Regions from separate parts of the Homo sapiens genome. Here region 1 is linked to region 2. A link is an interaction called in ENCODE POLR2A ChIA-PET data of the cell type or tissue named here. Cell type or tissue: A673. All regions are shown on one strand. Each heading gives the region's core, and the rest is flanking DNA. Links, peaks and the distances in the headings are about the cores only. Region 1 holds the start of MIR29B1 (microRNA 29b-1). Region 2 overlaps LINC-PINT (long intergenic non-protein coding RNA, p53 induced transcript).

The links. Peaks named below come from ENCODE experiments on the same cell type or tissue, not always from the same donor. Only the 100,000 strongest peaks of a DNase experiment are listed, where the experiment ranks them.
Region 1: POLR2A ChIA-PET joins it to region 2 with 5 read pairs; 7 of 35 experiments call an interaction of 5 or more read pairs at or near these places.

Annotation. Positions count from the first base shown.
Region 1 is chr7:130,877,025-130,893,279 of GRCh38, reverse strand. It overlaps MIR29B1 (microRNA 29b-1), which reads left to right and starts at 15,741; the gene lies at 15,741-15,821. LINC-PINT (long intergenic non-protein coding RNA, p53 induced transcript) reads left to right here. Exons shown (of 8, transcript NR_170176.1): 7 at 8,884-8,963; 8 at 10,544-12,288. RefSeq lists an enhancer at 5,604-6,803. In A673, for the core only: no CTCF peak of the experiment used is centred there; a DNase peak (open chromatin) is centred at 13,869; H3K4me3 peaks cover 706 bases; H3K27ac peaks cover 1,330 bases.
Region 2 is chr7:131,057,380-131,073,634 of GRCh38, reverse strand. The region is part of intron 2 of LINC-PINT (long intergenic non-protein coding RNA, p53 induced transcript); the gene reads left to right. Among named protein-coding and RNA genes, the nearest start is that of LINC-PINT, 44 kb to the left of the region's middle. RefSeq lists cis regulatory regions at 654, 3,582, 6,437, 7,074, 8,306 and 5 more and enhancers at 582-726, 3,510-3,654, 6,365-6,509, 7,002-7,146, 8,234-8,378 and 6 more. In A673, for the core only: no CTCF peak of the experiment used is centred there; no DNase peak of the experiment used is centred there.

The DNA.
Region 1 (16,255 bases), core at 12,534-15,033, 190 kb after region 2:
CCCAAGTAGCTGGGATTACAGGTGCCCACCACCACGCCTGGCTAATTTCTGTATTTTTAGTAGAGATGGGGTTTTGCCATGTTGGCCAAGCCGGTGTTGAACCCCTGGCCTCAGGTGATCCACCCACCTCAGCCTCCCAAAGTGCTGGGATTACAGGCATGAGCCACCCCATGCCCAGCTGGAATTTTTTAACTTAAAAAAAAAAAGTTTCAGTGTTTGTCCTTACCCATTATGTGCCCAGTTAGTTCTATACCAGTGAAAGTTCCCCCCAAAAGAAAAAGAAAAAGAAAAAAAAGACTGTCATTTTCTTGAGCAGCTTTCTTGAGCTCTGTGTGTGTATGCCTATGTCTGGGGCATACACAAGGACTCTGGCAGGCCCACTAAACTCTACCACGTAGTTGCCAGATATGCTGTAAACTGTCACCTGGAAGTTGGGATTTACTCTTTTATTTTTCTGTTTATTTTGCATGAGTACTGTATGTATAAAAAAGTAGCCACATATGGATGGTCAAAGGGTTTCCTAGAAATATGGATAGTCAGAGGGCTTCCTAGAAATATGGATGGTCAAAGGTATCCTAGTTTTTCAGGTAAACTCCACTAGAAACCAGAACCATATCCCAATTCCATAGCCTTTATTATTTCAGATCAATAGAAGCAGAATCAAAATGCATTTGGAGCTTAGAGGTCAATTGATTTGGAAACCACTCCGGTGCAAAGAATCTCTAGATTCATTGATTTTGGAGTATTGTTTAGGGGAAAAGGACTTTAAAGGCTGGGCGGGGAAGCTTTATTCCTTTTTTTTTTTTTTTTTTTTTTTTTTTTTTCAGAAGACATTTATGAGTTTATTGATTTGGCACATTTCCAGAGGACAATTCAGTGACATATACCAACATGTACAACAGATTCATCTTTTGACCCAACTTTTTCACTCTTTTTTTTTTTATTTTTTTTTATTTAATGTTTTTTTTTTATTATACTCTAAGTTTTAGGGTACATGTGCACATTGTGCAGGTTAGTTACATATGTATACATGTGCCATGCTGGTGCGCTGCACCCACTAACGTGTCATCTAGCATTAGGTATATCTCCCAATGCTATCCCTCCCCCCTCCCCCGACCCCACCACAGTCCCCAGAGTGTGATATTCCCCTTCCTGTGTCCATGTGATCTCATTGTTCAATTCCCACCTATGAGTGAGAATATGCGGTGTTTGGTTTTTTGTTCTTGCGATAGTTTGCTGAGAATGATGGTTTCCAATTTCATCCATGTCCCTACAAAGGACATGAACTCATCATTTTTTATGGCTGCATAGTATTCCATGGTGTATATGTGCCACATTTTCTTAACTTTATAACCTGTGTGGGGCAGGAGAATTAACCTGCTTTTGGATTAGAGGCTGCAAAAAAGCCAGTTCTGGTGACCACACTAAAAAGATTAATGAGCACTTAGCACCAAATTAAATACCCCCCTGCCCCCGCCTTTATGAAAGTGGAGTTCATAGTACAAATGTGACAGCGTTAAACATTGAAGCCATTCGAAGGAACCTGGGAAGTACTCAGGCACCGATGAGTTAAAAACACAGAGACATCCAGTAAGTGAGTTCCCGCTGGGCACGGGTCTGTTTATCTTGCCTTTCTGAAGTCAGAGCCAACATTCTTAATGGTTTTGAATGATTCAGAATGTTTCTTTTTTGGCAGGGCCAGTTTCCACGCATGGGCTTATGACTAAAACCCCTTAGGTGAGGTCCAAAGCAGAAACCAGCCTCACACTTAATGTCGTATTTCAGAATCATCTTATTTTAGAGCAAAAGGAAAACTATTAAATATAGCTTGCTTATTTCAGACATGAAGGGACGGAACCAGGGAGGCTTTGGTCAGCCAGAGGTCACAGGACTGGAGAGAGAGGCCAGCCCGAGGCAGACCTCTGGGTTCTGGGCCCAGCCCTCCCTCCTCTGCACCACACAGCTCTTGTCCAGACCTCGGAAGGAGGTTCCAGCGTGGCCTCAGCCTCCCGCTGGAAGAGGCAGCTTGCCCTTTGAGATCGTTTAGAAAACGACTTGGGTCAGAAAGGAGAACTTCATTTTTACAAAATGAAACAAATCAGTTATTTGCCATAGACAGCTTTTTCAAAATATCCTTTGCCAGTGTGTCGTGAATGTATTAGCTCTGGGACAGAAACAAGAATAATAACAATTCTATCTACTATATGCCAAAAGAAGAGACTTGATATACTTCTTTTTTTTTTTTTTGGATGAGAATGAACTTATGCCACACTAGTTCTTAATAAAACAAACTGAATCCTTACCACAGGAGAAAGAATTGAGCAATGTTCTAAGAACAGGCTGTCCTCTTTGGGGCACTGAGTGAATGTAATATTTAGAAGATGCCCTTGAAGCTCACAAGTGCCTCTTGGGATGGAGTAAAGGGGGAGAAACGGCGAGAGAACTCGGACAGAGAAGCTGTCCATGGGAGGAGAAGGCCTTGGGAAGAGCCATCGACTCACCCCCTTCCTGCTTGATTGAGGACTTTGGGAATCACAGATGCCATAGGAGAGAACCCATTTCTTCAAAGCCAGGAGGTGAACCGGCCCACCCCTGCTGTGCCCACCACACTACAGCCAGTAAGGGTTCTCCTCTGGACCTGAGCCACTGTCCCCAAGGGCCAGAAACCAGCCATGTGTGGCGTCCCCAGAAAAGGACATGAGCAGGTACTCAGCCCCGCCACACACATTTGTCTAAGGAGAGAAAGCAAGTCAGCGAAATGGGATCTGCACCAAGATCTCTGCACCCAGGGAGCTGCTGTGGAGTAAATCCTATTTTTCCAGGTGGTGTTTAAACAGCTGTCATTGATCACTTTGCTTTTTTTAATTGATTATTTCGAAACGTGTTTTCCCCCAAAGGATGTTAGTATGTCATAAATATTCAGTTAAGCAACTCCAGGATGATCTTTTAGTAGGAGGAGCTGTCTTTTGGTCCTAGTAACACTAAGTGCCATTTTTTCCCTCTTCTAAGCCCATGGAAACAACGTGGAGGAAAAATGATTATATATTTAGCTTCTAGCATGATTTTAGAGATAAATGACAGCCACCTCCCAGACCTCATTCCCAACACCTGTATTAATTTTTATTTTATTTTTATTTTTTTGAGACAGAGTCTCGCTCCATCACCCAGGCTGGAGTGCAGTGCTGTGATCTCTTAGCTCGCCTAATTTTTGTATTTTTAGTAGAGACGGGGTTCCGCCATGTTGGCCAGGCTGCTCTCGAACTCCTGACCTCAAGTGATCCACCTGTCTCGTCTTCCCAAAGTGCTAGGATTACATGCATGAGCCACTGCGCCCCACCTTGTCTTTATTTTTAAAGTAGGCAATTTATTTTAATTTTTTGTGTGTGTATGACAGGGTCTCGTTCTGTCACTGGAGTGCAGTGGCACCATCAAGGCTCACTGCAGCCTCAACCTCCTGGGCTCAAACGATCCTCCTGCCTCAGCCTCCCAAGTAGCTGGGACTACACTCACCACCACACCCAGCTACTTTTAAACTTTTTTGTAGAGACATGCAGTCTTGCTGTGTTGCCCAGGCTGGTCTCGAACTCATGGCCTCAAGCGATCCTCCAGCCTTGGCCTCCCAAAGTGCTGCGATTACAGGTGTGAGCCACCATGCCCAGCCCAGTTTATTTTTAAAAGAGCTACTGGCTGGGCGTGGTGGCTCACGCCTGTAATCCTAACACTCTGGGAGGCCCAGGCGAGTGGATCACCTGAGATCAGGAGTTTAAGACCAGCCTGGCCAACATAGTGAAATCCCATCTCTACTCAAAATACAAAAATTAGCTGGGTGTAGTGGGGCATACCCATAGTCTAGCTACTTGGGAGGCTGAGGCAGGAGAATCACTTGAACCTGGGAGGCGGAGGTTGCAGTGAGCCTAGATCGCACCACTGCCTCCGGCCTGGGCAACAGAGCAAGACTCTGTCTCAAAAAAAAAAAAAAAAAAAAAAAGCTACTGAAGAGAGGAGTTTCGCTGTGTTAAGACCACTGTGCGTCCATAATGGCCTTCCCTCAGATCTCTCTTCCAGGGAGCTAGGGCTGTCTACACATGCTCCGTAGAAACAAATGCACATTTTCTACACGGGAGTGAATTGGAGAGTCGTGGTGGTGATAGTTTAACTGAAATCTACCTTGGATTTTTTTTCTTCTCTGCTTTATATTTGTTTAAAAAAGCATGATCCAGCAAATGCATCAAATTAAAGCTGTGGGTACAGTTCTCCTAACAGAAAATCACACAGTAAGCTGGGACAATGGAACAGAAAGCAGTGGGTATTGTTTTCTTCTTAAGATTTTTATATTCACATTGGATGAGAATGTCTCCTAACCCTCCCCTTGCTGTTGTTCTTGGAATGGGTACCTTATTCATGGCCTCCTTACATAGAGGGAGCAGATTCAGGACAGAGGCTCTGCATGCTCCTGGGTCCCTCCTAAGCGAGCACTCCCCTCCACTGCTCCTCCTGTTCGGCATGCTAGATTTTCTGTGCACTTGCAGTCATACGGAAACTGGCTTCCTTCTTAGCTGTGCGTGTGAAAGTCACCCCAGTGTTTCACCTGCAGTGTGAGTGTAATTTGGGGTCCCATGACATGATCATCTTCCTTTTGATTTCTAAAGCTAGGGTCAGGGAAGGGGACTCGTTTTGAGCCAAAGGGCATTTTAAGGGCATCATTTCATATGTTCACTGTCTGCAGCCAACACTGCACTCTAGACAAATGGGTACCTTTATGTCCCATTTATTAAGACATCCTGCAAAAGGGGCTCCTGGCCCCTGTGGGAAGCTTGAAAGGAACAGACCATATCCTGTTTCTTTTTGCTCATACCTCTGTGGTGAGATCTTATTCTGACCCCATAGTCTGGTGCCATACCTGTGGGTCCCTGTATCTCCTAGAATTCCCCCTATGCTAGTGTTTAGCCCGTGTAATGACAGTTATCTGTCCACAGGGCTGTATCCCCCGCCAGCTTGTAAACTCCATGAAGACCGGCCCTGCGTCTCACTCACTCCTGTCCACAGCAGTGCCTCCCACATGTTAGGTCTTAACAAACATCTGTTTCTTCTACTCTTCATAAAATCCACGCTTCTTCTCACCCCCCCGTCATCCCTGATCCCAGCTAACTTTGACCCTGTGTGCGGGGGCGGGGGATCTACATGTGGGCTCCACCCCCGCACGCCTGCTGCCCTGTCATCTCTGATCCCTGGCGGTGGGATGTCTACCATGGCTCTGCCCAATCCCCCACTGTCTTCACCCCTGCCACATCTGGCATGATTTTACCGTCCCCTTCCTAGAGTTCTCCCTTTCTCCCCTGCCCAGGCTGCACCCCTGGAGAGCCCAGCTCAGGCCCCTGGCCCCTATGAAGCCTCTCCTGAATAATCCATCAGCCTGCCCTGAGCTCATCCAGTCTCCAATGACGATTGTGCTCTCCACCAGCAGGACACACCGGAGCACTTTCTCTGTCCCTGAGAATTGGACTCCATTCCACAGTTAGGTCCTGGGTCACATACAGACATTTCACATCCCCTCCTCAGTATTCCCCAGCAGCGTGCAGCACAGTGCGGGCTTCTAGGAGGCAGTCGGTGGATATTTACCCATGATTTTAAGAGGTCTGTCTTGACCAGGAATGTTGAGAAGTGACCTGTGTCTCTGCAGCATTGCTGCTAGTTAGTCCCTCGTGGAAGAAGTGGCATGTCCCTCCTGTGTCTGGCTCACGGGGACCGGCGCCTCCTGTGTTTGCCCCCGCCATGCCCTGTGGTTTCCTTTGACACCCTCTGTCATTGTCTATTTTTATGTTTTAAACTTCAGTGGGATTTACCTCTCGTTTGCTCCCATATCCTCCTGGTAAATTGTAAACTTGGTGAATCAATGATGAGTAATCAGTAGGCAGAAATGGTTGGAATTTCCTGGTCCCAGTTTCAGATCATATCTGTCTTTCCCCAGACTCCTAACTTCCTGTTGGGACATCCCTTGGTCTGGCCTTTCCCTCCAGAGAAGCCCCCAGACCCACCCGCAGCCTTGATTTACTGATGCCTAATCTTATTTTAGTCTTTCACACCAGTTTTTAACAACTCGACTGTATAGATCTTCTGGAAATTTTACCCAAAAATGTTAGATGTGCCATCCCCTCACAGGGGAAAGTGGTGGGGTGGTGGGGGTTAATGTGTTGAAAATCTATGTATCTTGTATTTTATTTGAGTCAGCTGTGTTTTCACAACAACTCTGAGAGTTAACATCATTTCTACTTTATAAATTAAAAAAACAAAACAAAAACAAAAAACTAAAGCCCCAAAAGGATTGAATAGCTTGCCAAGGCTGTGTAACAAGTGAAATTTGAATCCGGGTCTGTATGATCCCAAAGCTTAAGCTGCCCGTCTTTCTATTCCCAGTTCAAACGTGCCTTGAAATGGGAGCTCACTTGATAGTACTTGGCTTTTAAAAGGCTACGTACATGTAAGTACCTTCACTCAAATATGCTGGGGCTCAGTAGGAGAAGCAAAGAGAAGGAAAAGGTATTGATTGATCGATTTGATTCTAAGCAGAGATTGACAGAGATAAGCTTCTAAGACCTTTCAGGCCCCAGAGTGTGACTGTTGAGCACCTAAGAAGACCTCACTTGACCCGTGACTTCCCGCCAGAGCCTTGGGAAGCCCATGAGTGCAGCGTGCTCGCCGGCTGGGCTGGAACTTGCTGCTCTTCTCTGCAGTGGCAGGCTGGCTTCTGCCCCTAGACTGGAACTGCCAAGGGCTGCTATAGAAGGGACAAACTTCCAGTGCTCACTGAGGAGCCAGGGGTATCCTGGGAAGCTGAAAATGCATTTGTCAAGCTCAGGTCTTCACAATTGAGAAACCCCATCACTAACCCGTACGGTTTTCTTGACCAAAACTTTCAGTGCTCTGTTTTTCCCATCTGTAAATAATGTTCATACATCTAAATCCTAGGAGGTTGCAGGGACAGTGGCTTAGAAAGTCACCACATTCTCTAAAGGAGTGACAGAGAGGATGAAAGAAGCATGCTCTATAATTAGGTTTTATTACATGCTTTTTAAGGTTAATTGAAGGACTTCCCAGCAGCTTCCCTAGCCACTTTTTCAAATACTGAAAGCTTCCAGAAAGCAGCAGACAGGTGTTCCTCACAATCTGACACAGACTTCAGTTACTGTTGAAAAGTGAAAGAGGGCTGGGCGCGGTGGCTCACACCTATAATCCCAACACTTTGGGAGGCCGAGGTGGGCGGATCACCTGAGGTCAGGAGGTCAAGACCAGCGTGGCCAACATGGCAAAACCCCATCTCTACTAAAAATACAAAAATTAGCTGGGTGTAGTGGCACACGCCTAAAACTCCAGCTACTTGGGAGGCTGAGGCATGAGAAAAAATCGCTCGAACCCAGGAGGCGGAGGTTACAATGAGTCAAGATCATGCCACTGCACTCCAGCCTGGGTGACAGAGTGAGACTATCTCACAAAAAAAAAAAAAAAAAGAAAAAAATGAAAGAGCTCCTGTCTGACGTTGGTTTTCTATACCCATTTTTATAATCAGACAATTTTGGAAACATGCTATTATGATAGTGTTTAAATATTCCAGAATTCTGTGTGTTCGGTAGCTTCACGTTGGTTTGATTGTTGTTTTACCCCACTGCCTCTTCCTTCCCATCTGTACTTCTCAGCTTGATTTTTTAGATGTATTTTCTGTTGTAGGACAGTATCAAATGGCTTTTTCTGACCATTTATTTTACTGGCCGAGCTCCTCTTGGATTTTAATCTCAACTCTCAAGAATCTTCCCAACATAATCTGTTCCTGTTGTGATATCATCTTTCTTGAGAGCTTCCCAGTCACTGAAGAGCATGTTCAGTAGCACCTGGCTTAAAGAGTCCACCTGCGAATCACAAATCATTGTCTTCACCATTCAGCTCCGACCCACACATCTGGGCAACATCATCCCCACTGGCCAGTAAGCACGGGGAATGCTCTGTGGCCTCAGCTGTGTTCTGGTTCCTCGGTGGAGCTGTAATCATTAACTTAGAAATTGCAATTGGTGGTAACTTAACAGAGCTTTCTTCATCAGACTGCTGAGTCATGCAGCCTCTTGCTGGGTAAAATGTGTCTTGAGATGTAATCCCCTATAAGGACACCCCCTTGGAGCCACTGTGAAGGCACTCCCAGCTTCCCTAGCAGGTCGCATCAGGGGGACGACTGAAGGATTTACTTGAACAATCAGTTTTCAGAAATGAAGACCCTACGACCTTGGCTTCCTCTCTTGTGATGCAGCTGAAAGATGCATTTCGTCTGTAAAGTTAGACCAGGTAGGAGAGAATGTGAGGTGGTTTCCATTCTTCTCAGTTGCCCTCCACCTGATTCTGAAGCCGTCACAGACCGTCCTTGCAGACCGGCGCTCCCCTCCACAAACCTTCTGCAGCCTGTACTGCTACAGCACGAGGCTGCAGAATCAGTTGTGAAAATAGAAGCCTTCTACCGTCTCCTGTGCGGGATCCTTGCCTGCCTTTCTTCTGTGATGGGATCTATAGGCTTAGACTGTGTTTTATTTCCTAAGACACCTTGCTGAGCAAACCTTGCTGCTCTGCCTCGTGTCAGCGGTTTCCTTAGCAACGGCCACACCTCACGTTTTCTCCCGCACAGAGCACCAGCATGAGGGGGCATGTGTTGCTCACTGTACAGGAACTTTCCCAACCTGTGTGTCTTAAGCAGGAAAGAGAAGGTGCTTTCTATTTCTTGTTTTTAAAAATGCATCTGTTGGTGACACTGGTGGAGAAACATGTTTACGAGAAAACAACTGACTTTTTCTTCTGCTGTTACTCCAGGAGATTTCCTAGGAGCTCATACTGTCATTTAAATTCCAGGTGCAGGTCTTCTGAACAAATGCCTCCTGAGGATTTCTGTGCCTGGAAAATATCTGTTAACAGACTGCTTTTACACCTACGTAAGTAGAGGCTTCTGCTTATAAGTCAACCTCAAGGGAGTTTTATTTTGTCCCTGGATGATTCCTCAGTACATTTTTCTTTTTCTTTTTTGAGGTAGGGTTTTGCTCTGTTGCCCAGGCTGGAGTACAGTGGTGTGATCACAACTCACTGCGGCCTCAACCTCCCAGGCTCAAGCGATCCTCCCACCTCAGCCTCCCAAGTAGCTGGGACCACAGGCGTGTACCACCCACGCCTGGCTAGTTTTTTAAAATTTCTTTTGTAGAGGCAGAGTCTCCCTGTGTTGCCCTGGTTTCAAACTTGGGCCAAGTGATTCTCTGCCCCAGCCTCTCAAAGTGCTGGGATTACAGGTGTGAGCCACCGTGCCTGACAAGCCTGATATGTTTTTTTAAATGATCATTAGTATTTGATCTCTACTCTTTTTCTCTCAACCACCCAACTCCCGGTTTACGGTCAGGAAGAATCTATAACATGAACTCCTGCTTAAAAACAAGGGTATAGATCCCATATTCAGGTCTTAGACTGGGAAGAAGAGAAGGCAGTCAAAAATATTAAATATATGAATTTCAGTAAATTCAGTTGGGGATGCCATTTCAGCTTTGCAGTCAGTTACTCCAGAATATGTCAATGTATGGCAAAGCATGTGACAGCAGGATCTCTGCACCCTCTCCATTTACCAGCTGTGGTGGATCTCTTAGCCACATCTCTGTTTATAATGTGCTTATTGAAAACTAATGTATTACTTTTATTATCATAGCTACCATTTACTGAATATTTACATTGTGCTAACACTGGTTCAGATGGCTTCATCATATTTACCTGATTTAATCCTCACAACAACCTTATGTGCTAGGTCCAGTTATTACCATCTTTTTTTTTTTTTGAGACGGAGTCTCACTCTGTCGCCAGGCTGGAGTGCAGTGGCGCGATTTCGTCTCACTGCTGCAACCTCCGCCTCCCAGGTTCAAGTGATTCTCCTGCCTCAGCCTCCCAGGTAGCTGGGACTACAGGCACATGCCACCACGCCCAGCTAATTTTTGTATTTTTATAGAGACGAGACTTCACCATGTTGGCCAGGATGATCTCAATCTCTTGACCTCGTGATCCGCCCATCACAGCCTCCAAAAGTGCTGGGATTACAGGCGTGAGCCACCGCACCCGGCCTATTACCCTCATTTTACAGATGAGGAGACTGAGGCACAGAGAGTTAAAGTGATTTGTGCAGGGTTGTGTGAGGAGCTGGTGGCAGAGCTTGGCATTCTGGCTCTGGAGTCTGCATTTGGCCATCTCACCGTACAGTGTCATAGAAACAGGAAACTCGAGAAGATAAACTGCCAGGCTGTATTTTGGAGTCAGTATTTTAACACTGTCACCATCTCAAGCATGATCTGTGGGACTCATCACTGTGCTCTTTGACTTGAACTTCTTTAAGGTTAGTGGGAAAATGAAGCTTTAGAGAAGATGGGACTGGCCTAAGGTCACACTGCATGTCAGAAGTGTGGTGGAGGGTCCAGGTCTTCTGACCATTCAGTGCAAGCCAAATTGTGCTAATTTCCAATTTTTCTCCCTTTCTCTTGGTGAGCTATTTGGTGCTACTTCTACTCCTCATGACCAAAGCTGGCTTTCATGGTTTACTCATGTACTTACTGATGAAACCCTGAGACTTGGGGCCAGTGACTGTTCAGAGGTCCATGTGAAGATGCGCTGAATGGTATAAAGGACAGAGCAGTAAAGAGTGCTGGCTGAATGCCTGGGCTGGCAATCAGGCATGTTGGAGTTTGAGTCCCAGTCTGCCACTCCAGCTCTGTGACCAAGAGGAAGTGAAGTCATGTACCCTTTCTAAGTCTCTAGCCCCTCTTCTGAAAGACGAAGATGCCACCACCAACCATGTTAGTGGTTGTGAATGCCAAGAAAGTCCATGTGAAGCACATAGCATAGTGTCTGCCATGCGTTAAGTGTTCCAAAAATGGAAGCTATGACTATTTCACAGAGTACACTTCCCATCACTTTTCAGTTCATTTTGGCCTTCTCCCTCAAAAGCACTCCAGTGTTCTGATCCAGCTGATAAAACACCAAACATTCACATAGTGCTTTAAAAGTGACCCACTGTTTTTACAGACTGCATTACATATGACCCTAACAACCACTGCAATATAGAAATTCGCATCTCCATTCTCCAGATCAGGATACCGAAGCTCAGAAAAATTAAATGATTTGCCCAGGATCACATAGTTAGTAAGCAGCCCAGCCAGATCCTGTGTTAACTTGTTCATCCGCTTCCTATAAGAAAACATCCATTCAAGGCACATGGGGCAACAAAGAAGGACTTAGAGCTGTGTGGCCCCTCGTCAGGGCAGTACCAGTTGCACCCATAGTCCGGCCTGAATACTCAGCTTAGGACTATTGTGTCCAATGTCCCAAACATTTTGAAGCTACATCTTAAAGAAGTGTCCTGCTCAGATGCAGTTCTCCTTGTGAAATCCGCAGGCCCCAAGGAAAGTGACTTTAATCCAGTTTGCTCATGCAAGAACAGACTGGCATTTCACATCCAGGAAAACAATGGATTTGTACTGTTCAGCTTTTGCCATGCAAGGAGTTCCTGGTGTGGTTTATTAATTTACATCTCAGGCTCCAGCTTCACTATCAATCAGATTTGGAAGAAAAAAGTTACAAAGAAAGGCAGCTTGCTGAGAAACAGCGGAAGCATGACGGTACAGACTGGGTTTTGAAATGGAGACACATTCTCATGGCTTGTGGGCTGAGAGACACTGAGAAAGGATTTTGTTCTTGAAAGATGATTGTTTTAATGCTGGAGATGGAGAGTTTTGACAATTTTAAGTGCATGTTCTGTGTGTAAGAAAGAGTCATTACGTTTTTTTTTTCTTTCAGATGTTGCCATGCCTTAAAATTGCTGATGATTAAAATAGAACATCCTGAGTTACAGAAATTCAGCCCTAGTGTATCCTGGCCTAAAAATACAGAACAATCAAGTTGATTGTTGGAAATGAGAGGCTAGGCAGGGTTGGAAACATGCTAATGTTTACTGAGTGAAATCTTTCCTTCTCAGTAGAGTTGCCCTTGCAGCTGAAAGTCACTGAAAGACTCAACAAAATAAGCAGATCCCACTTGTCTCACTCTGTTCTCCTATGCATGCCCTGGAAAGAGAATGAATGAGCCCTTTTTAATTTATCAACTGGTTTTCTTCCATCTCTTTACTAGTGAGCCATGGGGGTTTTTTGCCGTTAACTGGGTAGCCAGTCTCTTCATGGAGACTTATTTTCAGGAAACTAGCCTCTTGCTTTATGTGAAAACAAGGACCCAACTCAAGATGTCTTATCACAGTGTGTTCTGTTGCGTAACAGTTGCATCTGTAGTCCAGCCTCAATACTCAGGTTGGGACTGTTTTGTCCTGATGTCTCGAACATTTCAAAGCTACGTTCTTAAAGAAATGTCCTGCTCAGATAGAGCTCTCCTTGTGAAATCCTCAAACCCCAGGGGAAGTGACCTTAAGCCAGTTTGCTGGCTTTTCATGTCACAGAAAACAATCGACTGCCACTACTCAGCTGTTGCCACACAGGAGTACCTGGCGTGGTCACTACTTGCCAACTCAGTACCCCACTTTCTCCCCAAGGACATAAAAGCAATGTGGGAAGATATACCAAATGACCTTGTCACACTGGGCTAATATGAAGAGCCCACAGATGCAAAATAATGTATCATACCTTTATTCTTCTGATTTTTTTTTTTTTTTTTTTTTTCGGAGACAGTCTCACTCTTTTGCCCAGGCTGGAATCCAGTGGCGCGATCTTGGCTCACTGCAACCTCTGCCACCCGGGTTCAGGCAATTCTCCTGCCTCAGCCTCCCGCCCAGCTAATTTTTGTATTATTAATTAGTAGAGAGAGGGTTTCACCTTCTTGGCCAGGCTAGTCTTGAACTCCTGACCTCGTGATACACCTGCCTTGGCCTCCCAAAGTGCTGGGATTACAGGCGTGAGCCACCGTGCCTGGCCTTTTTTTTTTTTTTTTTTTTTTTTTTTTGAGATGGAGTCTGGCTGTATTGCCCAGGCTGGAGTGCAGTGGCATGATCTTGGCTCACTGCAACCTCTGCCTCCCAGGTTCAAGTGATTCTCCTGCCTCAGCCTCCTGAGTAGCTGGGATTGCAGGCATCCCATACCCGGCTAATTTTTTTGAAACAGAGGCTTGCTCTGTCACCCAGGCTGGAGTGCAATGGCACGATCTCAGCTCAGTGCAACCTCCGCCTACTGGGCTCAAGCAACTCTCCTGCCTCGGCCTCAGCCTCACTACAGGCATGTGCCACCACGCCTGGCTAGTTTGGTTTTTTTTTTTTGTATTTTTTTAGTAGATATGGGGTTTCACCATGTTGGCCAGGTTGGTCTCAAACTTCTGACCTCAAGTGATCTGCCTGCCTCAGCCTCCCAAAATGCTGGGATTACAGGTATGAGCCACCACGCTTAGCCTTCTGCTGAATTTTTGAGAAGCATACATAAAGACAATGTAAAAAACTTAGCATATTTGTTTGGCCCTGCTAAGGGCATGGTTGAATATATAGTGTGTGTGATGTATTTGGTGTATGAGATATATATGATCTTATCAGACATAAGTAAAAGAAATTCATTCTTCAGGAAAAATTTTCCCCATAACTGAAGTGTCAATCATTTGAAAAAACTTCTAGGCAGTAGGCAAACACTGTGACTAGTTATTTATCAAAAATAAGCAGACTTTAGAGTTTTGTAACTGATGAGAATAATCTGGCTGCTTCTTTTGTACTTCAGTCACTGATACTGCGAATTAGAGTAGCATATACAGAAGGATGCAGGGGGTCCCTAAAGGAATCACAGAATTAGTGAAACCATTATTTGAGAGTTGCAGTGATTCTTCTGTCCTGGCACTTTTCCCAGTTTTGGTGCTTAAATTTACTATCCACTTGAAATGTGTCACTGCCTGTCACTTCACAAAGTATGTGCCTTTCACTGCAGTCAACAAGCTGTTTACATCTTTGATGAAATGATTGCCACGCATCTCCATAGCCCTGGTGTTCTATTCCCTTATTCACAGAGATTTTTTTTAAAAACCAGCCTAGCAGCAATAGGTATGTGCTGTGGATGCTTCTCCATGATGATAAAGGATGAGTTTGTGCTGGGATCTCCTTATGAAAAGATAACTGGCCAAGCCCATGAGGAACAAGAATGTTATGCTAATCAGACCCAAGGTAAACAGCCTGCAGTGCACCTCCTGACTGATTAGCACTGAACCCACTTGGAATCATCAACCACAGGCACGTGGTAATTGGATGTTCTTCTAATACACATAGTGAGATTGTAAAATGAGGATGATATATGAGGAAAGTCAGACGGAGAAACTAAAGTTCAGTTCTTAAATACAAGCCAAGGGAACAGACTAAGTGAATGGTACAGCCAGGATTGGAGCCTGGTTTTCACAAGGTGGTATGTCATGATAAAACAAGCCAAAGAAAAGGTTGGGTAGTGTTTTGAGGCTAAAAGAGACCAAAGAGTCTTAGTGAATCAACCTTGATGCGATCTGGGTTTGAAAAACCTATAAAAAACCTTTTGTTTGGAGAAAGTGGGAGAAGTTGGATGTAGGCTGGATATTTGTGGGTACCAAGGAATTGTTTGTTTTCTTAGGTATGGTAAGATTTTGTGGTTATGTAGAAGAGTGTCTTCATTTTATAGAACGACCTCAAAGTAGTTAGGAGCAGTGTATGTATGGGTGGTTATCAATTTACTTTCAAACAATGCAGCAAAAAATATGTATCTATATTACATATAATTAAAGCAAAACATGATAAAAAGGAATAGTTATTGAATTTAGATAGTATGGATTTAGGAATTCATTGTATTGTCATTCCAATTTAATGTATAAAATTTTTTATAACAGTTTATAAAAACAGTGCACACCCCTTTAATTAGGTGGCCTGGGTACATGAAGTATCTTTTTGGATGCCTAGAACACAAAAAGGGACGACAACAGGCCACCTAATAAGATGATACCAAGAACTATACCATGACGGCGAAAAAGAACTGCTGCAAAAAATAATTTGCCAAGGAGAACTCAGAGTACAAAGCCTTACCTTTGGAGTAGAGGGAAGGAGAGTCTTAAGTAAAGCTCACAAAAACCCCTAACTCATAGATGCAGTCTAAGGAATTCATTCCGGAAGCGACATTAGCATCTCATTAGTGCCATTATGTGACTTACTTGGCCTCTGAGCTAGTCTATTTTCTTCCCTAGACCCCAAAATCTCAGTAATCCTTTGGATCCAAGTTATCTCCAAGTGAAAATAATAGGTTTAGGAAAGCGTTTTTCTTCAACTTCTATGGAGCACTTGCTTGCTTTGTCCTATTTGCATGTCCGACGGACGGTTCTCCAGCACCACTGCTAGTCGTCCTCCGCCTGCCTGGGTACTTGATCACAGGATGCCTCTGACTTCTCCTGCCTTTACCCAAGCAAAGGATTTTCCTTGTCTTCCCACCCAAGAGTGACGGGGCTGACATGTGCCCTTGCCTCTAAATGATGAAGCTGAACCTTTGTCTGGGCAACTTAACTTAAGAATAAGGGAGTCCCAGGCATGCTCTCCCATCAATAACAAATTCAGTGACATCAGTTTATGAATATATGAAATTTGCCAAAGCTCTGTTTAGACCACTGAGTAACTCACAGCTAGGTTTCAACTTTTCCTTTCTAGGTTGTCTTGGGTTTATTGTAAGAGAGCATTATGAAGAAAAAAATAGATCATAAAGCTTCTTCAGGAAGCTGGTTTCATATGGTGGTTTAGATTTAAATAGTGATTGTCTAGCACCATTTGAAATCAGTGTTCTTGGGGGAGACCAGCTGCGCTGCACTACCAACAGCAAAAGAAGTGAATGGGACAGCTCTGAAGTATTTGAAAGCAACAGCAGGATGGCTGTGAGAACCTGCCTCACATGTAGCTGACCCCTTCCTCACCCCTGCCAACAGTGGTGGCATATATCACAAATGGCAGTCAGGTCTCTGCACTGGCGGATCCAACTGTGATCGAAAGTTTTCCAAAAATAAGTTGTGTCTGTATTGAACATGAACAGACTTTCTTCTTGTCATTATTCTCTAACAATACTGCATAACAATTATTTGCATACATTTGCATTGCATTAAGTATTCTAAGTAATCTAGAGACGATTTAAAGTATACGGGAGGATGTGTGTAGGTTGTATGCAAATACTACACCATTTTCTATCAGAGACTTGAGCATCTGTGGATTTTGGTATCCAAGGGGCTTTCT
Region 2 (16,255 bases), core at 7,677-10,176:
AAGTGATCCGCCCGCCTCAGCCTCCCAAAGTGCTGGGACGCCTGGCCTGTTTGTATTACTTTGTGGTAACTCTGCCATTAGGGGAGTTGAATCAGACTCATCTGATATGAAGATGACTTAATCATTAATTATTTTAGTACACAATTATTGAGTCTGTTTTTGCACCCATTATGGGTTCCAGCACTAGATCTAGTTTATTAGCACTGAAAGTAAATTAAAGACTAAGCCATATTGGTGGTTGGCTCACAGACTTAGGAGTTTGGCTGGCTGTTAAGGATCGGAGTCTGTAATATTAGAAAGTTTTCAGGCAAAATGAAAGAAACAACCAGATAATAATTTGGTAAATAATAAAGGAGTGGTGAAGTTGGATTTCCTTAGCTGACTCTTTTGCTCAGACATTGTGGTCTCAACTTACTTATCTCTAAATATTTAAATAGATTACTGACTGGCCTGGGATGTGGTTTGTTCTTTAAAAAAAAATGTTATGTAATATTTGACCCATACAAAAGGTTATATAATTCTGTACAATTAATAGGACGTTATTAACACACTGAAGCTACCGTGTGAGGAGGTGCCTCACTCATGTACTGCATTATTATAGCTTGCTAAACATACCTTGGTTAATAAGGAACTATTTCTTGAATGTCACTTCCTTGTCTCCTGCCACGCATCTGGTGGTGGGCCCGGAGCCCTTGTTGACCAATAGGCTCAATATTTGTGAGGGAGACCTGGACAGCAGAGTAGAGGTGTGTTAGGACACGCTGGGCCCTGCCAGCATTTGTGTCTGTCACCTCTAACCACGAAGAGGATAATGACTTGAGAGAGCAGTGCCTGCTGCTGCAGCTCCTCCTTCCCAATCTCAAGTGAATACCTCTTGAATTCCTCTAGCTGTAGCCTAGAATCATGTATAGAAAAGGATTCTGGGAAATGTAGTTCCCCTTAACCAAATGCTAACAGTACAAACTGCAGTTGTGCAGTTAAGTATGTGTTTGTACTTATTTGTTATACTGGAAACAGGAGAGATATTTGTAATTATTTCTGCTTAAAAGATATCAGAATAGTTATTTACTATTCAGGTATCAGATTTGTTTAAAAATGACATTTAACTTGATTATATCATTATTTTCTTTTCCATTAAACCCTAACAATTTTTAAAGCCATGAAATAACTTAAAAAACAGAAGTAATTTAATCTTACCCTCTCCTTTGGAAAGAAAATATTCCTTTTTTAAAGTGAAAGCAAGTTTCAAAAAAAGAAAAGGAATAAAGAACGGCTACTCCATAGGCAGAGCAGCGGCCTGGTCTGCTTGACTGAGTATCCTTGCAGTTATTTCTGGATTATATGCTAAACAAGGGGTGGATTATTCATGAGTTTTCCAGGAAAGGGGTGGAGATTTCCCGGAACTGAGAGTTCCTCCCCTTTTTAGACCATATAGGGTAACTTCCGGACATTGCCTTGGGATTTGTAAACTGTCATGGCGCTGGCAGGAGCGCCTTTTAGCATGCTAATATATTATAATTAGTGTATAATGAGCAGCGGGGACGACCAGAGGTCTCTTTCATTGCCATCTTGGTTTTGGTGAGTTTTGGCCGGCTTCTTTATGGCATCCTGTGTTATCAGCAGGGTCTTTGTGACCTGTATCCTGTGCCGACCTCCTATCTCATCCTGTGACTAAGAAAATATTCTTTTAATTTGACAAATCAAGTTGGATCTCATTGTGCTAAAAAAGGTTTTTAAAAATATTATCCAATACAGTGCCATCTAGTGACAAATCATTTACTTGCTGGTTATTGAAAATAGTTGACTACAAGTTTTATGTCCTGATAAGTCAGGAACTTCACTTCTAATTGTGCAAATTCTTAAGACATATTTTAAGCGACTATTTCTAAATAAATAAAATATTTGTAAATAGAGAGCTGGAAAATATTTTCTAACCCTCAGGTTTTATACATATGTATCACAATGTGTCTTATTTAATGCCACGTGGACCCAGGAGTAAAATCAAAATCAGTGTTTTGTCTAATAAGGTGGTAATAGGATTATTTTAGAAATGTGATGTAAAGGAATGAGCATGGCTTTAAAATCAAACAGACATGAGTTTGTCTATTTGGACTTATTTTTCTTATGACTTAGCAGGTAATTACTACCTGCTTGGAAGTGCACCAAGCACTATATAGGTACTGCCTCATTACATATTCACAAAACTCTATAGGTATTTTACAAATGAGGAAACCGGCCAGGCACGGTGGCTCACGCCTGTAATCCCAGCACTTTGGGAGGCCGAGGCGGGGGAATCACGAGGTCTGGAGATCCAGACCATCCTGGCTAACACAGTGAAACCCCGTCTCTACTAAAAATACAAAAAAAAAAAAAAAAAAATTAGCCGGGTGTGGTGGCGGGCGCCTGTAGTCCCAGCTACTTGGGAGGCTGAGGCAGGAGAATGGCGTGAACCCGGGAGGCGGAGCTTGCAGTGAGCCGAGATCGCGCCACTGCACTGCAGCCTGGGCGACAGAGCAAGACTCCGTCTCAAAAAAACCAAAAAAAAAAAAAAAAAAATGCGGAAACCAAGGCAGGGCAAGGAAGTGTTATGGTGCTTACTTCATTGTTTTTTGTTGTTGTTGTTTTTTGGTTTTTTTTTGTATAGAGATGTAGTCTCACTCTGTCACCCAGGCTGGAGTGCAATGGCGTGATCTCGGCTCACTGCAACCTTCGCCTCCTGGGTTCAAGCGATTCTCATGCCTCAGCCTCCCGAGTAGCTGGGAACACAGGTGCCCGCTACTGTGCCCGGCTGATTTTTTTATTTTTATTATAGACAGGGTTTCACCATGTTGGCCAGGCTAGTCTCAAACTCCTGACCTCAAGTGATTCGCCCACCTTGGCCTCCCAAAGTGCTGAGATACCTCATTGTATTTTATTGTGTGTGTTTATGTGTTTCTGTAATAAAAGAGTGCCCCTTAACAGAGAAGGTCTTACTCAAGAATATTGTGTTTTTCCCTGCCCCTATTATAGACTGGTATGTCTGCAATTCAACTGCTGAATATTTGATTTTTTTCTTTGTCCATGAAATGAAAACACAATACCCTTGACAAGAACAATAGTACATTACATTGTTTTGATAAAATATCATTGTTTTCTCTATATTCAAGAGTGGAAAATATATGTAATTTTTTATAAAGGGTATTATACAGTGGCACAAGCACTAAACTAAGCAACTCTGGGTTCTAGTCTCTACTTGGCCACTTTTAAACTAGTGTTAATTTAACTCTAAAGTTGTACATGCACACAACCCGCATATTCCAAGAGCTTGTTAGGTACAAGGCTTGTTACAAAGACCAGCAGTCTCCCCGCTGTCACTCCTGCCCCATCCCTTGCTCTCTGAGCTCAACTCTTAGAGCGGATTGTTCTGCTTGTTTACCTCCAGCTCTCTAAACAGGCATTGCTCTATCCTCTTCTTACTTTTTCAGTGTTAGGCATTACCTTTGACCTCTCATGATAAAGGAGAATTTATCTTTTTTTTTTTTTTTTTTTTTTTTGAGATGGAGTCTTGCTCTGTACCCCAGGCTGGAGTGCAGTGGCGCCATCTCGGCTCACTGCAAGCTCCGCCTTCCAGGTTCATGCCATTCTCCTACGTCAGCCTCCCGAGTAGCTGAGATTACAGGTGCCCGCCACCGCGCCGGCTAATTTTTTTTGTATTTTTAGTAGAGACGGGGTTTCACCGTGTTAGCCAGGACGGTCTCGATCCCCTGACCTCGTGATCTGCCCGCCTCGGCCTCCCAAAGTGCTGGGATTACAGGCGTGAGGCACCGCCCCGGCCAGGAGAATTTATCTTATGCACCCCCACCCCATGTGCATAGCCCTTTTCTTTTCATTATAATTACATTTTGAATAATTCAGCATTTACATTGTTAGGACTTTGAAAACATTATTCCCAGCTGAGTTATATAATCTATGGTTGCCTTTTCTTTCCAGCACAACTTTTTGTTTTCCCTGGTGTTAATAATTCTTTTCTTTTCTTTTTTTTTTTTTTTTTTTTTTTGGAGGAGGGCTTTGTTTGTTTGCTTAGATTTTATGTACTTTTCCCGTGTTCATCCCTAAACTCTTCCCCCGGTGTAATCTACTTGTGTCGAAAGTGTTAGGGTGCTCTGAAACAGCGTTGTCAGCCTGCAGGCAGCCATCCTCTCTGGCTGTGTTGTCTTTTCTCGAGTTAGCTGGAACTCTCTGCTGCCTCCCAGAGGGACGGTGAGACTTAGAGTCTGGCTGAACGTGAAGCCCTATTTGTTTGTGACTAAGACTGCTTGTCAGCAAGAACTGTCAAGAATGAGTCTTCTGACAGGCAGAAGCACTAATTAGCTTTTACCGTGACCAGTCATGAAGAAGCAGAGTAGGTAAGTAAAGGTGCCAGGGGTGAAATGAAGACCACATGGTATATAAGATATGTGCAAACAATAGTTAAAACAGAAAGAATTGTTTTTCTTTCTTTCTTTTTTTAAAAATACCTTTTTAAAAATAATGGAGATGGGTGGGGGGGGGGGTTGGGAGGAGGGTCTTGCTATGTTCCCCACGCTGGTCTCGAACTCCTAGCCCCAAGCGATCCTCTCACTTCAGCCTCCCAAAGTGCTGCGATTATAGGCATGAGCCACTGCACCCAGCTGAGAAGGAATCTGTGAATTGCTTCTCATTGATTGTTACAGGAAATGATGTTGGAGACATGAATGATCTAATTAATGACTCTTAGCTTTGTATATATTTTGTTTACCTCAATCATAGATTTGGTCTGGTTGTGAATCATGTCTAAGATGTTACTTTTGGGGTCGTCATTATTACATACATGGGAGAAAAACTAGAGGGCAGAAGGAGTCTCTACTATTTTCATTAATAGAACAATTTGCTACAGAACTGTTTTAAGTATTAAATACACAAAAGCTGCCATTCTAGATAGCTAGCAGTAGGAGGCCACAGAGATCATGATTCTGGTGGAATCAGATTGAGTCCTGCAGATTTCCTATTGGAATTGGAAAAGAAACCAAGGGTAAGTAGTCTAGTTGAAATGCTGTAAACCCTTCTTAAAATTCAGGATCAGATAAACTAGATTAAAAATGCCATCCTGTTTTTCATAATGCAGTAACAAATGAATCTAAAATGTGCAACACCACTTTCTTATATGCTTGTGACATTCTTAGTAAATAAAACAAGCAGAGTAGGTATACTGATGTATAACCACCACTTTTTTCCATTGCACTTCTGATTTTTAGTTCTTGAGTCCCCAGTCCAGGCCCTGATTACTTTATGTCCAGATGACTTTCATAGCCTTCTAATGACGCTTTATATCTTGTACTCCTCCACTTCATTCTATGTATTGAAAGCAAGAGTTTTCATCAGAAATGGTTTCGTCACACGTGTCCTATGATAAGCAACCTTTAGTAGTCTCCTGTCAAATAGTATTTCAAGTCCAAGCCTCTCCATTCATTCATTCACTCATTCATTCTAGACATACATATCGGGTGCCTTTACCTGGGCTAAACCTTGGCTCTCAAGACAGACACTCGGGTATGCCCCCAAGAGCTTTATATTTGCATGTGCATTTTCTCAGTGTTCTGCAGTCTCTGTTACGGCTGAGTAAACTTACCTTGTCTCCCCTAAATTTTTACCTTTGTGCCTTTAAACATAAAGCAGCGTCTGTCATTTTATAATTCTCTTCTTTCAGAACTGCCTCTGGTTATTAAAAACCTGATCTACCTCTATTACTCTATGATCTTTCAGCTTTGTGTTATTTAATTTACACCATATTAATTTCATTTATTTCTAGTTTTTCTCTATTAAAATTCTATGTGTGTGCTGTTGCTTAAGTACAAGGTGGTCTTTTATTTCTTTACATTTCCTGTTAATGCCAAATAGCGTAAATTCCTTCTAAACAAAGGAAATATTACTTTAATGACTACAGCACATCCCATGGGTCGCTTTCCCTGTAACCTTCCAGTGCCCTCTTCTTTTCTAGCAGAACCTCCACTTTGCTTAAGAATCCACTCTTCTCTGTATACCCATATGCTCTGGGGAAGCTAGGCTCAGGCCCCAGTCACAGCCCACGGCTGTCAGGAAGGTTCTGTTCTTGCCAGTTGATAGGTTTGAGCATGAACATGTGACCCAGTTCTGTCCCTTGAGACATAAAGAGAAGCCTGGTGGAGGCTTCCAGAAAGGTTTGCCATCCTGGTGAAAAAGAGTTGGATGAGAAGTTCTGCCCACTGTGGGCCAAGCTCCAGCTGTCTTGCAGCCATGAAGGGAGCTAGCCCAAGCATCATCGCCACATGGAGCGGGGCAGAAAGACAGCTGGGGCGGGGGCCTTACTGCATTGCTGAGCCATCCTTTGTTGGGATTTCTTGTTATGTGAAGATAGTGAGGCTTTGTCGGCTTGGGATTTTCTCTTATTTTCAGACAAAGGCGTCTGGCTAACTCTTCACCATCAGCTCTCAGTTTAGATTTCCCTGATCTCTGACAACATCTCCTGCCATGCGTTTACCACACCACGTAGTAATAGATTATTTGCTTCTCAGGACCACAATTGACTGTAAACTCTATATGAGAGCAGGAACTTCACCTTGATCACTGTTATGAGATGTGCCTACAAACCAGCATAGTACCTGGGGACTGATAAGTTTTGAACACCTATATTTATTCATGTTATCCTGAAAGTAGATGCAGAGTTTCTGGGGCAGGGACAAATTATGATTATTATAGCAATAACCTAGGACAACAGACTTGAGTTTATAACCCCTGGAAGATTTCCACAGTCCTGGTTTCATCATCCTTCTGAAATGTAAACACATAGCTCAGGGGAGGTAAGTCCCTCACTATCTGTTCAGTCATCTTTTAAGTTTTAAGGTTGTCCTTTAACACAAGTCCTAGTAAAATTTTCCCAGTTCTAATTGTGCAGAAGTATAAAGACACTCACTTCCTCACACTGACAGAGTAGGTGCTCAATAAACTATTTGTTGAATATTTAACAAATTTAAAGAATAAATCTAATTTAAATCTAATTTAGTGGTGTCAACTGGGTCAGGGATTGTGGGCTTTTGTGGGGGGTGGGGAGAAGCATATGAGAATCATCTGGGGGGCATTTTAAATCAACAGGATACTTCTCACCTGCCAGTTCCGACATCTCCTATTACTGTCATATTCCTTAGGGTTTTTAGGTTTGTTTTTGTGGCCAAAAGGATGAGAACTTGGATATAGCCCACACTATGTTTGAGCCTTTCTTATGAAAGTTAGGAATGGAACCATTTGTGTTGACACCTGGTCCCAAGGCTGCTATCTCAATGTTCACATTCATTCCACCTGAGTCTTCTGTTTTGTGTTTCCTTGTACGGATTTGGTAGAATATTTATTAAAGGATGTTTCTTTTTTTTAATTAATAGCTTGCCTTTTTTTTCACAGAGGGTTTGAGGCAACTTTACCACACAAATACATAAAATGAAATAGCATATAAACAGAAAATCAGAACTGAGAAAAAAGGTTGCACATGTGTTGATTTTAATTCAGATTTGCTTCATGTTTTTATTGATGCCTAGTGCAAAATGACAAATAGCATCAATTATGTTAATAATTTTTAACATTTTTATTTAAGCCACATCCCTGTGTTGTAATCTATGAGACCTCTTCTGAAAAGAGTTCACACACACACACACACACACACACACACACACACAGACACTGTCTCTCAATTTTGCTATAATGTCTGTCCCTGGCACATCATGGAAACTTGTTATTAGAGAAGGTGAAACATACTCATTTCTTAGGAGGAAAAAAATATTCTTGGTATTAAGTTCTAAAAAATTTATTTCTTTAATAAAATATTCTAGACATATAGAAAAATAGACTAAGCTATCAAATACCATCAGTTTTGTAATATTTGCTTTAGATTTAAAAAAAAATAGAGACGAAATAGAGACCTCTTATTTAGCTCTTTTTGATTCTATTCTGCTCTTTTCCTCTACAGTAGAAACCACTATCCTGAGTTTAGTGTTTAACATTTCCAAACATATTTTATACTTTTACTACCTTTGTTTACATTTGCATCATTTTATATATATTTTATTTTATTTTATTTTATTTTATTGAGACAGGGTCTTACTCTGTCACCCGGGCTGGAGTGCAGTGGCATGATCTCGGCTCGCTGCAGTCTCCATCTCCCAGGTGCAAGCGATTCTCCTGCCTCAGCCTCCCGAGTAGTTGGGATTACAGGCATGCGCCACCACATCCAGCTAATTTTTGTATTTTTAGTAGAGACAGGGTTTCGCCATGTGGCTGGTCTCGAACTCCTAATCTCAAGTGATCCTCCCGCCTCAGCCTCCAAAGTGCTGGGATTATAAGCGTGAGCCACGGCACGTGGCCCTCATCGTTATGTATGTAAGACATTATTTTTTATGATTTGAAACTTTATATAAACCATGTTTCATCGTAGGCCTCTGCAGCTAGTCTTTTCACCTAACATTTTTTTTTTATTGTGAAAAAAGAAACACATAACATGAGAGTTACCCTCTTAACAAATTATTGTGTATGCTACAGTATTAACTATAAGCATAATGTGGTACAGAAGATCTCTGGAACTTTTCATTTTGCATGGCAGAGACTCTGTTCCCATTGAATAGCAACTGCCCATTTTTCCCTCCCTCCAGTCTGGCAACAGATTCTACTTTGTGTTTCTGTAAGTTTGACTACTTTAGACACTTCATCTATGTGGTTTCATGCAGTATTTGTCCTTCTTCACTTAGCGTAATATCCATCACTTAGCAACAAGGTTCATCCATGTTGTAACTTACGACGAGATTTCTGTTTTAAGGCTAATATTCCACTGTATGTATACACCATATTTGCTTTGTTTTTTCATTTAAGATGGATTTTAGGTTGTTACTACCTTTTGGTTATTGTGATTAATGCTGCAGTGAACAAGGGGGTGGTGCAAGCATTTCTACAAGATTCTGATTTCAGTTTTTTTTGATGAATATCCAGAAGAGGGATTTCTGGTTTATATTGTAGTTCTATTTGTAATTTTTTAAGGAATCTCCATACTGTTTTCCATAGAAGCTGCACCATTTTACAGTCCCACCAACAATGCGCAAGGATTCCAGTTGCTTCAGATCCTCACCAAGACTTGTTATTTTCTGGGTTTTTTGTTTTTGTTTTTTATAATGCCCATCCTAACATATAAGAGGTGACATCTTACTGTGGTTTTCATTGGCATTTGATGACATGTACGCCTTGGCCATTTGTATATCTTTTTTTTTTTTTTTTTTTTTTTTTGGAGAAATACCTATTCGAGTCTTTGGTCTATTTTTTCAGTGGGTTATTTGGGGTTTTTTTGCCACTGTTGTAGCAGTTCCTTATATATTTTGGATATTAGCCCCTTATCAGATAACATGGTTTGCAGATATTTTCTCCCATTCCATAGGATGCCTTTTTACTCTATTGATTCTTTATTCTTCTTTGATACTTGTAGCTGTCCTTATTTCTTTCATAAATATACGTAATACTCATATATAAGATATTTCATTATGAGACTATATTGTATGCATATTCTCCTGATTCACATTTGAATTGTTTCCAATTTTTTGCAGTTACCTGTATTCTGATATGTACCTCCTTATGTTCGTGTGCCAATTTCTCTAGTGTACATTTTCAGGAGTGGAATTACTTGGCTATAGGTATGCGTATCTCATCTTTATTAGATATTACCAAATTCCTCTCCAGAGTGGTTGACTCAGTGTAACTTTCTTTCATTAGTGTGATACTTTGCCAGTCTGACGCGAAATGCTGTTTCATCGTAGTGTTAAACTGCATCGTACTGAACTTGAACATCTTATGTTTATTTTCACCGTGATTTCCTTTTTTGTTAACTAGCTATTCACAATTTTTTGCCTCATTTTTTTCAATAGAGTTGTTTGTATTTATTTACTGACTTTTAGGACTTAATGTATCCTGAAAATTAATACCTTTTTGTTATGTATTTTGTTAATATCTTGTAGTCTGTGGTTTGGTTTTTCATTTTGTTTGAAGAACCTTTTGTTAGAATTTTTAAAAACTTCAACATAGTAACACATTTATCAGTCTTTTACTTTATAATTTCTACTTTTGTATGTTATTTTAAAAATCATTACCTAAAGAGCATTTTTTTCCTAAAAATTGTCAAAATTTTATTTTTACATTTAAGCCTATAGCTTGAAAATGTGTCTCTATGATGTGAGATAATGATTTTATTTTCTTATAGTTAACTTATGTCTCAGGATAACTGTTGTTCAATAGTCTGTCCTTTCCCCGCTGATTTGCAGTGCTACTGCCATCATATATCAAATTTCTGAACATACGTGAGTCTTTTTCTGGGTGCTCTATTGTTTTTCATTTATCTTTACTGTTTTGCTTATCATTGTTTCATATAACTTAAAGTTTTAGAGAGTGGCTGCCTGTTTTCTTCAAATTTGTCAAGACTGTTCTTGGCCCTTTTTTCTTATGAATTTTAGGATCAGCTTACCATGGTCCATGAAAGACCCTGTAGGGATTTTGATTGTAATCATGTTGTATTTCAGTTCAGTTTAGGGATATTTATTAAGTCTTCCATCCACAAATATAATGTATTTCTCAACTTACTTGGCTTTATAATGTTCTCTATAAAGCTCTTGAAGATTTTTTTGTTAGACTAATTATTAGAAAGCTTATAGCTTTAGTTGCTGCTTTAAATGATAGGTAGCTTTTCTTATTGAAATTACAATGTGATGTTTTGGCTTATAGGAATTATATTAATTTTGTATCTTGATCTTTTAACAATACTGATGAACTTATTTTTTATTAGTTTTAATGGTTTTCCTTCATAATTCTCTATATAGATAATGATTACTTGGAGATGAAGACAGTTTTGTTACATCATTTAAATTTTTATATTTCCTTTGTCTTTTTTATTAATGTTGACTAAGTCCTCTATTATGTTATTAAGTAAAAGTGATGATTGTAGTCATCCTTCTTGCATTTCGTAGCTTTTGAAGGAAATACTCCCATTATTTAACCATTAAGTGTGATTTTGTTGTAGGGTTTTGTTTTTGTTTTTAAGTTAAGCAAGTTCTTTTCTATTCCTGATATGTGGGATTCTTTTTTTTTTTTTTTTTTAATCATGAAGGTTGCTAAAGAATTAACGAAAGTGACCGGGCGCGGTGGCTCATGCCTGTAATCCCAGCACTTTCGGAGGCCGAGACGGGTGGATCACGAGGTCAGAGATCAAGACCATTCTGGCTAACACAGTGAAACCTCATCTCTACTAAAAATACAAAAACTTAGCCGGGCGTGGTGGCAGGTGCCTGTAGTCCCAGCTACTCGGGAGGCTGAGGCAGGAGAATGGCGTGAACCCGGGAGGCGGAGCCTTGCAGTGAGCCAAGATCGCGCCACTGCACTCCAGCCTGGGGGACAGAGCAAGACTCTGTCTCAAAAAAAAAAAGAGTTAACAAACCATTTTTCATTTTTTTAAGGACAAATCTGACCTTAGATTAACTCTCTACTCAGTTCTCCTGAACCCCTGGTAAAAGGGAAATGTTCACCATGTTACCAGGCAACATTGTTGTGGTGAAAGTGACCTCTGTTTGGTAAACATATCTGGACTGGGAGGAACTGTAAGTGAACTCTAAATTCCTGATTAGAAGCTGTAGCTTCCCCAGAAGTACTGACTTTTCAGAAATGGGTATGTCCTTTGTGGGAACCTTGGACGCCGTGACTAGCACCGTTATATGATATTTGGTTTCTGCTTGGGGCACAAAGTTTCTAAGCCAGCATGTCTGTGCACCACCCTTGTGATTTTATTTTATATTATTTTGTTTTATTTGAGACAGAGTCTTGCTCTGTTGCCCAGGCTGGAGTGCGATGGTGCAATGTTGGCTCACTGCAACCCCCACCTCGCGGGTTCAAGCGATTCTCTTCCCTCGGCCTCCCGAGTAGCTGGGATTACAGATGCCCGCCACCCCACACCTGGCTAATTTTTGTATTTTTAGTAGAGACAGGGTTGTACCATGTTGGCTAAGCTGATCTCAAACTCCTGACCTCAAGTGATCTACTCACCTCGGCCTCCCAGAGTGGCACCAAACCAGCATGGTACCTGGGCCCACCCTTGTGATTTTCATTTCCTTGCCCCTGAGCTGTCAGCTGGATGCCAGAGAGAATAGCTCCTGGATGGCCGTGTGGGCTCATGTGGGGGCTCCTTCCATGAAGAGAAACACCTGAAACCGCCCTGTTGGCATGCTGTGTTTTCTTCTATGCTTCCTGAGTAGATAAATGGCTGCTGATTGTGGCCTTGGTAACTGAGTAGCTCAGAATGTGTAATTAGAAGTCCCACGTGGGCACTGCAGTGCATCCAAACAAAATACAGAAATAAAAGTGGTTCCTGGGGTTGATCTAACTTCATAACTCTCACTTAAAATCCTCGATTTCTAATATTTATTGGAATACTCATATTTTCATTGACTATAAATATTTTAGATTGAACTTACAAGTATATATACTATACTATCTTTTTTAATGTGTTAGATTCTATATATGTTTGCCAACCCCAAAATGGTTCCACTGCTAAAAAAAAAAGTTTGATAACTAATGTTTTAGACCTGTACTGTCCAGTGGGTAGATATTTGCTGCTGTAATATGGCTATTAAAGTGAAATACAATTAAAATTCAGTTTCTTAGTCATACCAGCCATAATTCAAGTGCTTACTAGCCATATGTGGCTAATGGCTACTATCTTTGACAGTGTAGATATGGAGCATCTTCATCATTACAGAAAGTTCTGTTGAACAGACTTTCTAGGCTTTATTTTTAAAATTTATCCACCTTATCAGAGAGCATTATGTTTTTACTATATATGCTATATGCAATAAGAATCAGCATATCTTTCAGGGACATTATTGAAGACCCCAGTGTATCATGTATAGAATGATCCACTAGAGAAATATTTCTTAGATTTGAGTACCAGGAGAAATTTATTTTCCCTGAAATTTACCCTCTGATCATGTCCAGTTTGTAACTGATCATTTTTCCCTTTTTGCTTTGTCACTAGAGTGTAGGGCCAAGTTTATGGCTCACTTTAACCATTTGGCCTACATATTTGTATGCTTTGTGTAATTTTTGAAGGCTCTGGTTTTATCTTGCTAGTCTGCTTATTTTCTTGTCTGGATGTTTGTATTAATAAAACTATAAATTTTGCATTTTAAGGGGGGTGTAAATACCGTATAATGAATGAATACCTTTAAGATTTTGATTGATACTTCAGTTAGTTGGTAGGAGCCATTTATTACTGAACCTCAGAGGTGAGAACGGGTGAAGGAGCTAAAAGCAGTCAGTCCTTAGCTGATCATTACAGTGTACACACATGTAATCTGGACTGCTCACCAAATGAAATTGTGTCCAGAATTGGTGGGTTCTTGGTCTCACTGACTTCAAGAATGAAGTCATGGACCCTCGTGGTGAGTGTTACAGTTCTTAAAGATGGTGTATCCAGAGTTTGTTCCTTCTGATGTTCGGACGTGTTCAGAGTTTCTTCCTTCTGGTGGGTTCGTGGTCTTGCTGGCTTCAGGAATGAATCTGCAAACCTTGGCGGTGCGTGTTACAGCTCTTAAGGTGGTGCATCTGGAGTTGTTTATTCTTCCCGTCTGGAGTTCATTTCTCCTGGTGGGTTCGTGGTCTCGCCAGCCTCAGGAGTGAAGCTGCAGTGTTACAGCTTTGCAGTGAGTGTTAGAGCTCTTAAAGGCAGTGCAAACCCAAAGAGTGAGCAGCAGCAAGATTTATTGCAAAGAGTGAAAGAACAAAGCTTCCAGCGTGGAAGGGGACTGGAGCAGATTGCCACTGCTGGCTTGGGCAGCCTGCTTTTATTCCCTTATCTGGTCCCACCCACATCCTGCTGATTGGTCCATTTTACGGAGAGCTGATTGGTCTGTTTTACAGAAAGCTGATTGGTCTGTTGTGACAGGGTGCTGATTGGTGCATTTACAATCCCTGAACTAGACACAAAAGTTCTCCGAGTCCCCGTTAGATTAGCTAGACACAGAGCACTGATTGGTGCATTTACAAACCTTGAGCTAGACACAGGGTGCTGATTGGTGCATTTACAAACTTTGAGCTAGACACAGAGTGCTGATTGGTGTATTTACAATCCCCTGGCTAGACGTAAAGGTTCTCCAAGTCCCCACTAGATTAGCTAGACACAGAGCACTGATGGGTGCATTTACAAACCTTGAGCTAGACACAGCGTGCTGATTGGTGTATTTATAATCCTTTAGCTAGACATAAAGGTTCTCCAAGTCCCCACTAGATTAGCTAGATACCGAGTGCTGATTGGTGTATTTACAATCCGTTAGCTAGACATAAAGGTTCTCCAAGTCCCCACTAGACTCAGGAGCCCAGCTGGCTTCACTTAGTGGATCCCACACTGGGGATGCAGGCGGAGCTGCCCTCTAGTCCCGTGCTGTGCGCCCGCACTTCTCAGCCCTTGGGTGGTCGATGGGACCGGGTGCCGCGGAGCAGGGGGCAGCGCTCATTGGGGAGGCTTGGGCCGTGCAGGAGCCCACGGTGGTGGGGAGGCTCGGGCATGGTGGGCTGCAGGTCCTGAGCCCTGCCCCGCGGGGAGGCAGCTGAGGCCCGGTGAGAATTTGAACGCAGTGCTGGCAGGCCAGCACTGCTGGGGGACCCGGCACACCCTCCACAGCTGCTGGCCTGGGTGCTAAGCCCCTCACTGCCTGGGGCTGGCGGCGCCAGACAGCTGCTCCGAGTGCGGGGCCCACCGAGCCCACGCCCACCCGGAACTCGTGCTGGCCCACGGGCACCACGCACAGCCCTGGTTCCTGCCCGTGACTCTCCCTCCACACCTCCCCGCAAGCAGAGGGAGCCAGCTCCGGCCTTGGCCAACCCAGAGAGGGGCTCCCACAGTGCAGCGGTGGGCTGAAGGGCTCCGCAAGTGTGGCCAGAGTGGGCGCCAAGAGCAAGCGAGGGCTGCCAGCACGGTGTCACCTCTCAAAATGACTTAGAATGTATACCTGTCATACAACCAGTTTAGCTTGCTTTTCTAAAATGTTTTTAATTTTCAAAATAATGTTTAAAGAAGCCTTACTGAAGTTGATTGTAAAAAATTTCAAACTTTTAAGTGTTGCTAGGGAAATTGAACCGAAAACATATCTGATTATTTTACTCAAACTAGTGAACAGGGTTTAAATAAAGAGGGTGGAGGCTGGGTGCGGTGGCTCATGTCTGTAATCCCAGCACTTTGGGAGGCCCAGGTGGGCGGATCACCTGAGGTCGGGGGTTTGAGACCAGCCTGACCAACATGGAGAAATCCTGTCTCCCCTAAAAATACAAAAAATTAACCAGGCATGGTGGCACATGCCTGTAATCCCAGCTACTCGGTAGGCTGAGGCAGGAGAATTGCTTGAACCTGGGAGGCAGAGGCTGTGGTGAGCTGAGATCGTGCCATCGCACTCCAGCCTAGGCAACAAGAGTGGAACTCTGTCTCAAAAAAAAAAAAAAAAAAAAAAGAGTGTGGAGGACTCTTTTTAACTTTGCTTATGAAGAGAGTTTTGTTTTTTTTTTTTGGGATGACAGTCTGATTCTGGGTATTCATGCCTTCTCATTGGAAAATCACCACTGTGCTTTCTTCTTTTTTTCCATTTTTTTCTTTCATAGTTAGAGATGGAGTCTCACTCTAACTGTAACTGCGGGAGGGTAGTGATGTAATCACAGCTCACAGTACCTCCAGCCTCAGCCTCCCGGTTAGCTAGGACTATAGGCACACATTACCACACCTAGCTAATTTTTTTTTTTTTTTTTTTTTTTTTTAAAGAAACAGGGTCTCACTCTGTTGCCCAGGCTGGTCTTGAACTCCTGGGCTCAAGCAGTCCTCCTGCCTCAGCCTCTCAAAGTGCTGGGATTACAAGCACTGAGCCAGTGTACCCAGCCTTTTTTCTATTTTGTTCTTGTCTTGTATATTTTACATTTTATAGCTTTTCATGTTTCTGAAACCACTTACCACATTTAGGCCAAAAGGCAAAATAATAAAAAATAAAACCAACCTCACCTAAAAAAAAGTTTAAGGATTAAGTATTTCCATATACCAGTGTTGAACAGATTTGAACAATATATTTGATTTTATGCTCTCCAGTTGCTAAAGTGAGGAAAAGAAACAGAATTATATTGTTTTCATGTGCTGACAGCCGGAAGCATGTAAACATCTGCAGAAACCAAACGTTTC